Linked DNA regions of Homo sapiens: all the other regions are linked to region 2. Evidence: chromatin contacts called from ENCODE Hi-C or POLR2A ChIA-PET data. All regions are on one chromosome and are shown on one strand. Each heading gives the region's core, a stretch centred on a gene start or an enhancer-like site at or near the end of the contact. The rest is flanking DNA. Distances are from core to core; before and after follow the strand shown.

Region 1 (2,981 bases), core at 365-2,864, 700 kb after region 2:
TTTCTCATTGCAATTTCCAAGTATTATGTTGTACAGTTATTTTTGTCTTCTCTAGTAAGAAGAGAAGGTCCCTTAAGATCAACAGACCATGTCTTGTTCTTCCTAGAACTTCCACTACTCTATTTGCTCAACAAATGTTTGAATAAACAGATGAATCGTGGAATTCTATAAAATCTAGGACAATATGCCTATCATAGAATTAGCAGTTAGAGCTGGTTTTATTGAGATGTTCTAAATGTTCTGCCCAGAATTAAAGATGTCCACCGTATATCTGAGTTGGATTACTGACAATCGCAACCCATCAGGCATTTCTATTTTTTTGCTCCAATATCGCATGCACTATCCAGTCCACAAATTACTTAGTTTTGGCCGGGTGCCGTGGCTCATGCCTGTAATCCCAGCACTTTGGGAGGCTGAGGCAGGCAGATTACAAGGTCAGGAGTTCGAGACCAGCCTGGCCAACATGGTGAAAACTTGCCTCTACTAAAAATAAAATAAAATAATTAGCTGGATGTAGGGGGTGCCTGTAATCCCAGCTACTAGGGAGGCTGAGGCAGGAGAATCGCTTGAACCAGGGAGGTAGAGATTGCAGTGAGTCAAGATTGCGCAACTGCACTCCAGCCTGGGCGACAGTGTGACACTCAGTCTCAAAAAAAAAATAAATAAGAAACAAAAATTACTTAGTTTTTACTTAATTGCTCCCTCACTTTTTAAAGTTGGCTCCAAGACCTGGTGATACCTTCAGATGTCATCAATAACTTGCTCTGTCATACTTCACTGAATATCAGCATCGATACAGTACAAGAAACATCAGGGTAAGTTGACATTTCATATTACATTATAATGAATTTCAAAACAATGACAAAAGGAGCCATGGAAATACAGGTAGTGAGCATGACCAAACTCTTCAGGAAGACATGGTTGAGATGGCATATGCAGAAAAAAGACTGGTAGTCAGGAGATAACAAATTTCTCTTGGCTTTTACAAAATCGTTGGGGTCAGACAGTTTCTAGGTCAATGAGTGACTGTCTTTGTAAAAGAAAGCTAAAAACTAACAGTTTTGAGTAACAAGAGTATCAAAACCCACCTTACAGATGTGAGCTTTCTACAGCGTACCTTACTTGGAAAATATGCACTAGGCAACACAAAAAGACAAAGTCATCAAGTCCCAAACAAGTACAGCTAGAGATCAGAAATACCTGCTGTATGTGCCAGTACCACAGAAAACCACCCATTTGTGAGGCCAGTCCCTCTCTGCTTGACCTCAGCCGCATTCTATCTGGGGATCTTGGTGACTGATAACAGAATACCATATTTCAGCTCCATGGCTCTCTTGGCTAGTTTTATGGCAACTCCCTGAGAGCAAATATTCCCCTTGAATTCCTACTTACTCATACCTATGAATTGAGGTTTTCTCCAATCCATTGACAATTTGCCTGAGTTTTTATATTTGGATGGATGTTTCATAAACAGAACTTATGGTTAATTCCCAGCCCTTTCACTAAATCTCACCCTGGATGTGATCTGTCAGATTATGGCACTACGGAGCAGCCAGACTATGCATCCAATATTGGCATTATGAAAACCTAAACTACTCCATCCCCTGAGGACAGCACATGACTTGGCATGTATTACTCAGTACACAGTATATACTTGGCAGATGAATTTCAAGAATGACACTGACAAAATGGGAGATATTTGGAGGAAGGAATGAACAGACTAGAGCTATTTTGTTTGGAGATGAGTCAGACGCTTGAGAGCTTCTTTCAAATAGCTAAAGAGTTGTCAGAAAGGGAAAAGTAAGATTTATGCTATAAACTCTAGGTCATTATGAGCTAATGATTTAATGTAGTATTTCCCATGCTAGAGTTCAATAGGAAGCTGTGATACTAGGAAAGAAAAAAAAATTCTATGGTCAAGGAAGTTTGGGAAATGTTGAATTAAATAGCTCTTATTTTCAGAAGTAAAGTTCTAAGCAAAAGCAAGACACAAATCACTCATTTATGAAAAGGTCAGAATTAACAAATACCTCCAGATGCTTGGTGAGAATAGCTCCAGCTTTAGGGGCTGCTTAAATTAGAGTGATGTTGAAACACAAGATATGTGCTGCGGTCTACACTGCAACTAAAATGAATGTGGACTGACGCAAGGATCTGGTCCACAGTGGTTCCTACCGAAAGTAGTCGATTTGAGTAAGCAAGTCTTCATCACTAATGCCAGGCCGAACCAAGTGCACTTTGTATACTGATTTCTAAATGACAAGGTTCTATTTTTATAGCTGGTATTCTTACCAGAAAAATATAACACTCATTATAAAGTTATTAAGTAATCCTTTTTTCCACACTTGCTAAACACCAACTGTGTGCTATATACTCCACTGAGAACTGGGGGAAAAAATGGAAAACGCCTGGTTGTACTTTATTTATCCTTGAGATGTGGAGGTGAGAAAGCTACAGAGGGAAAGCCAAACTAATCACTTTCATAGGAGTCAACTTATACGTCAAAGCGTACTGACATCCCTCAATCTTCAAATTTGTCTTTATCTCACTATATATCATTCTAATACAGTAACATAGTTAATAAAAATGATTTTGCACTTAAAAACCTAAGTACTTAAAGAGCTACCTAAAGGACCTAAAAATTGAGTCTTTCACTCCATGGTTACTATATTGTTCCTACTAGATTTTACAGTAGTACTATATCTGCTCGTAAGCATGAAGAATCAAATTTATAATTCATGATTGATAATGTGAAAGATGCTTTTGTCAAATAAAGCTACATAGTAAATAAATTTTTATAATGTCCAAGTTTTCGCTTAATCTCAAATGATCTGAAAAGAGGCATGCCTCTCTTCTTTCCTCTCTACCATCACTGTAATTTTTAATATTTTCAGACCAGGAGATAAATATATTTAGGAAACAAGAGGATGACAGAACTCAGGCAAGTAGGTATTTTGATGGACTCCATCCATTGATCGACA
Region 2 (2,700 bases), core at 109-2,608:
ACAACCAAATGTGCTGAGTAAGTCTTCAAGTCCCAAAGTTCAGCATTTTTTTTTTCTATTTTCCACTGCTTAATCTATTAAGAAAAACTAACAAAAATGATTGCTGCTGCTTTTGGATCTTTGAGCGTAATTCATCTTGTTTGTTTAATGCACGGTGAAGAAAGCTGGTTAATGGAGGTTAATCAGCTTGGAACCTGCTCAAGGACAGCACGTTGAGGTTTGAGAAGGGTGCCCTATGCCATCACAGCAGTGCAAAATGCAACAAAAAACGTCTTGCAGCTCTCTGTTCAAAGAGTCATTGCATGATAAAAGAGAAGGCTACAGTCTGACTCATGATGTACTGAAATAATCTGATATCTCTGTTTGGCTTCTCTAAGAGCAGAATTTCATGGAGTCTGGGATCATTCTGAGGGGCATCCATTAAAATGTGAGTGTGAGTTTTGCTTTTTTTTTGGTCTGTGTGCAGATTTCTATACAGTTATATTCCTTATTCTTCTTTTGGGTTACAGGCCCCTTTGAGAATCTGATAAAAGCTATAAAATCCAGAAGAATGCACACACACAGAAGTTACACATCTTGTTAGGGAGCTCCACCAAGTCCCTGAAGCCTGTCTGTGAACCCCCTGTTGCACGTACAGACAAGACCTTGTCTGATTGATGAATTCATCTTGCATTTTTATAACCTTTCCAGGCTGCCTGCATTTTATTGGTGCTTTTTGGCAAGGGAGCCAAGACTCCTAAAAAAATCTACAAGCATGAGATTCCTTGAAATGGAGAGGTAACAAACAAAGAAAGGAACAAAGTTAAAAGCCCGAGAACCCCTAAGATTTCATTCCTTCAGGAAAATCTGTGTCATAAATCACTTCTCCAGGTGTCTATATTTGACTCTTAGTTGTTTGTGTGGGAGTCCTTCCCTTCACTTTGCTGCCTCCACCTGCTTTCTCCCTTCCTTCTCACCGACCCCAGCACAGGCACAGTGTTACCTGTTCTGTTCTGTTCTGCACCAGTGGGACAATGTTGCCAACTGCCTTCTCATCTAATTTGTGAAACCAGGTCTCTTTCCTCCAACATATACAATCTTGTGTCACAGGATATCTTCCTCTTTCTTTGGAAAAGATATCTTCAAGAAGATAAGTTCTGAACTCAATAAATATTTTCCTTTCTCAAACTAGTGATAGATATAGCCCATTGACTCATTTCAAATGCCAGAGATTGCACTTGTTTTCATCAGTACGAGTTTGCCCTTTATGCCTGTGAGGAGCTAAGTATAAGCCAGTTTCACACACCCCTCCCCTTTTAATTCAGCGCCTTGTCCATATCTCCACACCCCAAAATGAGCAGTGTCTGTACGATCTTACTGGCTCTTAACCTGAGGAAGAGAGACCTGTGGTCATCTCCTATTTAAATGTTTTCTCTTTAAGTGCAGTTTTCCAATATTCCACTAGTTGGGGCTCTATACAAAGGAAAGAAAAAGAAGGGGTTCCTGCAGAATTATTTACTAAGAAAACACAATATATGATACCGCTAAACTATTTTCTGAGGCCCTGGAAATAAGCGCGTTAATTTAATTTTTGTTCCTATATACCAACCATGAAGTTGTATTATATCGCTATATCAGACGTGCTTGCTTTGCTTACATTGGTTAGAGAAGTAAAACCAAGATTATCGCTTTTGATATGATTTGCAGGTAACCAGCTTACCCATTGCGTAGTTATTACAAAATATGAAATTATAAAGTGCGCAATGGAACATTTGCTACGCAAGTGGTAAGACCATCTTCTTTGTAAGATTTTTCTAGGACAGTCATCTTTTAAACCCTTGTTGTTTGATTGAAAGTCTTTCCAGTCTTGAGAATTTGATTTCTGTGTCAGCCTAGGACCAGAGTTTGGACAAGATGATCTAATATCGGTTCCCTCATGAACCGCTGGGAAACTGACTTGGTCCATGCTAACATTTGCTTCTCTCTCTCAGCTTTTACTTACTTTGTGTCAGGTTGAAAGATTACCTCGGACAGTCACAAATAATCCAAGTCTCCCAGTGCTTTGCTTACCCTTGCTTGTTGTAGGTTTGTTTATCCTGTCTTTCTCCACCTCCCCGGAGATCCTTTGGCAAATCTGATAAACAATTCCTTTTTCTTGCTCAAGGCAGAAAGTCCAATCGAATACAATGGGAGGCCAGACTTGGCTGAAATGCAGGCTGCAGGTGTTCTCAGCATTGTGGTCATCTAAACCAGATGCTGGGGGAGTTGAAGCACCTGCTTCCCTTCTCTGTGTACACTCCGGAGACTACCACTCCTGGGTAGGCTGGGCCAGAGAACCAGGCTGAAGTGAGCGACGTACATACTGCAGCATCCTTTTGACAGATAAAATGAGTTGCTCTAGAAACAATTTCTCAAAATTCCCCTTTAAGTCCTCAAACACATACAGGTTGATCTGCTATTCTCTCTCTCCCTTCCCTGATATGACACCACTATTCCTTCAACACACACACACACACATACACACACACACCTGACAACAGAGCCTGCTTCAAGCAGATACTCAGAGACTCAGAGGCAACTTTATTTTTCCCCGGATTATCTAGGAAGAAAAGACTGGCTGTGGACAAGATGGTGATGACTTTTATGGTTCCGATAACAATGAGACAGATGCCAAAAGGCTTGCATAGCCTCAAATTTTATGAACATTTCTATAGGTGTCAT
Region 3 (2,792 bases), core at 115-2,614, 660 kb after region 2:
TGTACATGTGAGCCTCAGATAGGCAGATTGGTAGATAGCTCTCTGTGTGTGTGTGTGTGTGTATATATATATATATATATATATATAATAATGATTTATTTTCTGATTACTTCTTTTTTTTTTTGAGACAGGGTCTGTTGCCCAGGCTGGAGTGCAGTGGCGTGATCTCAGCTCACTGCAACCTCTGCCTCCTGGGTTCAAGTGATTCTCCTGCCTCAGCCTCCCGAGTAGCTGAGATTACAGGTGTTTGCCACCACGCCCAGAAAATTTTCGTATTTTTAGTAGAGATGAGGTTTTGCCATGGTGGCCAGGCTGGTCTCAAGCTCCTGACCTCAGGTGATCTCCCTGCCTCGGCCTCCCAAAGTGCTAGGATTACAGGCGTGAGCCACTGCACCCGGACCCGTTTTCTGATTCCTTCTATAATTTATTTCAGAAGAAAATTTGGAAAACATTCAATGAAGAAAATTTGGAAAATACAGAAAAGCACAAAAGACGTGAAACCCCCTGGAACCTTCCCATCTAGCAGTAGAGATCCAGAGGCTGAATGGTGGCTGGCTGTTGAGCCAGAAGCCCTGCAGGAGGGTGGGAGAAGCATGCAGCAAGCCTCACCCCTTTACTGGCTCTGGCATCAATGACCAGTAATTGGACTTTTCTGGCCCACAGTTTCATCATCTGTGGAGGGGGGATATTACACAGACGGATTCTAGGGTCTTATCGGCCCAAGCATTTGAGAGAGTGTCAGATTCCAGGATAACAAGCCTGAAACAAGACATGGAGAACTCCTCAATGCTAGCCAGTGGCTAAAGGAGCTTCAGGTCAGATGTCCATGCAGAGACCATGGGGTTTCTGAAAGTGTCTGCTTTGCTAGAACATATTAAGAAGCTGTTTAACGTATCTTTGCACATCCTGCCAGGTGTCTGGAGTCTGTTGCAGTCACCTCATATGTCAGAGGGCACTGTTCAGCCCGGGGCTCGGGCGAGCTGGAGTGAACTCTGGCCTTGCCACTAGATTCTAGAGCCCCTGGGGCCTTATACAAGGCTCATCATGTCCCTGACCCTCAGGTTTCCCATCTGCAAAATGGGGAAAATAACATCTGCCTTCCCCAGCTGACAGAGTTGCTATATCAAAGGAACAAATATACATAGAGGCATCTATAAGAAAATATCAAGCCCCCAAAACATGTAAAAGAGATCCTTGCAGAAGTGAATCCATCCTCATGGAATTTTACTAAATGAAAAGTGGGGCTTCATTTCAGGTTGCATGCTGTCCTCAGACAGAGATGGCAGTCTTATCACCATCAGCGAGCACTCAAGTAAACATCAGTGAACTTACTAAACAGGTGAATGGGAAATAGAGAGGCAGTTTCAAACCCTGGCTTTCGGTAAATGTTAGCCTTACAGCCACAAAGTAGGCAGTGCTTTGACAGCAGGTGGGAGATGAGGAGAGAAGGTTTCCTGGCCCTTCACCTTGGTCACTGACTCAGTGTGAAACAGCGCCTGCAGGGAGGAGGGGAGTTCTCATCCTGGTTCTCAAATCAGCCTGCAGCCACAGTGGGAGCAGTGAGCCGAGTTCAGGGCTGAGGATGACTAAACAGCCTCCTCATCATTAATAACAATAATACTTGGCATTTATCTGGTTCTTTATGTTTTCAAAGTGCTTTACAATCATTAATTAGTTAACTAGCATGCACCACCACCCCGACGTCTGCCTGCTGTGCTGAGCAGACAAAAGAGCCCGGTGGGACCTGCCTGTCTGCCCGGGGATTGCAGAGCTGGGGGAAAGTGAAGGCTGGGGTGTGTGGGGAGGGGAGTCAGTATTAACATCAAGGACCAAATTCGGAAGGAGATAGTTACAAGTCCGTGCCAATAGACATGGGTGTGCATGTTCCTTGAGAAAGGATGTCAGGCACACAGGCAGGGACCTGGTCAACCTTTGGAGAGCTGGCTTCCATTCTGAGTGGGTAAGGATGCTGCCTTACAGGGGGCTTAGCATTCCCGTAAAAACTGACTGCTCTGGTCCCTGCCTAGAAAAGTAATATAGGACATTGGTTGCAACTGTGCCCTGAACAGCTGGCTTCAAACCATGGTAGAAGATAAATTCCCCTGCTCTTTGGAATGCTGGTGTATTTTTGGTGCTGTTTTTCTAAACTATAGGGTTCTGCACACGGCTGAGATCCAAACCTGTTGGAACTGTTTGTCTAACTTGCACTGGATACATAGAGATTAAATTCACTGCAAAGGGTTAAACACACGATGTCTCCTGGACACTCACTAGTGATGTTGATGCTGATGCTGATGCTGATGGAGATGGCGATTGGTCAACTGAGGTGAGCTTTCCCTCCTTCGCCTGTCTCCCAAGCTTTAAAATGGCAGGATACAATACAACTAAGCAATTTGGCCTAGGTGAGGTAGCAGAGCCCACAAACAAGTGTATTAAATGAAACTGGACATACTGATTGTCACTACCTAGTTACATGGAAATCTGATAGCTATTGTACTTAGAGAGTAGAGAAACCAAAGTCATAAGCCAAATAAGTGACCAGAAGAAAGCGATTAGTCATCTTTCTTCATGAGTGATCACAATGCCTCTGAAGCTTCTCCAGCTGCAACTTGCAATTTAGGGCCCTGTCTAATGACAGGGTGAGTTCCTCTTATTGATCTCCAGGCTTCTTGGGTAAATTAAATGGCAGGTACACAAAGAGGTGAGGGACAGGAGTGTGGCAGCAGCTTCAGAACTCTTGCTCTGTTAGCATGAGGTTCTAACAAAGCCATAGGTACCTGGGCTGCCCCACA

What was found. A loop is a pair of places that touch in the nucleus more often than their neighbours do. ChIA-PET counts read pairs that join two places held with the same protein, here RNA polymerase II (POLR2A). Pooled maps may share reads with other maps.
Region 1: a map of GM12878 shows a loop between it and region 2 (2.6-fold over the local background). The contact joins two enhancer-like sites. A Hi-C loop is called at or near these places in 1 of 168 maps with a recorded cell type or tissue (GM12878), 2 of 37 single-sample maps with no recorded cell type and 8 of 50 pooled maps. POLR2A ChIA-PET finds 5 or more read pairs at or near these places in 1 of 52 experiments (MCF 10A).
Region 3: a pooled map shows a loop between it and region 2 (8-fold over the local background). The contact joins two enhancer-like sites. A Hi-C loop is called at or near these places in 4 of 37 single-sample maps with no recorded cell type and 8 of 50 pooled maps.

Annotation. Positions count from the first base shown.
Region 1 is chr6:106,180,522-106,183,502 of GRCh38, forward strand. No RefSeq gene overlaps it. Among named protein-coding and RNA genes, the nearest start is that of PRDM1, 96 kb to the left of the region's middle. RefSeq lists a silencer at 2,064-2,113. Within about 2 kb of position 1,615, at least 3 of the 41 ENCODE cell types and tissues checked have a DNase peak (open chromatin) inside an H3K27ac peak, as active enhancers do.
Region 2 is chr6:105,483,438-105,486,137 of GRCh38, forward strand. No RefSeq gene overlaps it. Among named protein-coding and RNA genes, the nearest start is that of PREP, 82 kb to the left of the region's middle. Within about 2 kb of position 1,359, at least 3 of the 41 ENCODE cell types and tissues checked have a DNase peak (open chromatin) inside an H3K27ac peak, as active enhancers do.
Region 3 is chr6:106,144,392-106,147,183 of GRCh38, forward strand. No RefSeq gene overlaps it. Among named protein-coding and RNA genes, the nearest start is that of PRDM1, 59 kb to the left of the region's middle. Within about 2 kb of position 1,365, at least 4 of the 41 ENCODE cell types and tissues checked have a DNase peak (open chromatin) inside an H3K27ac peak, as active enhancers do.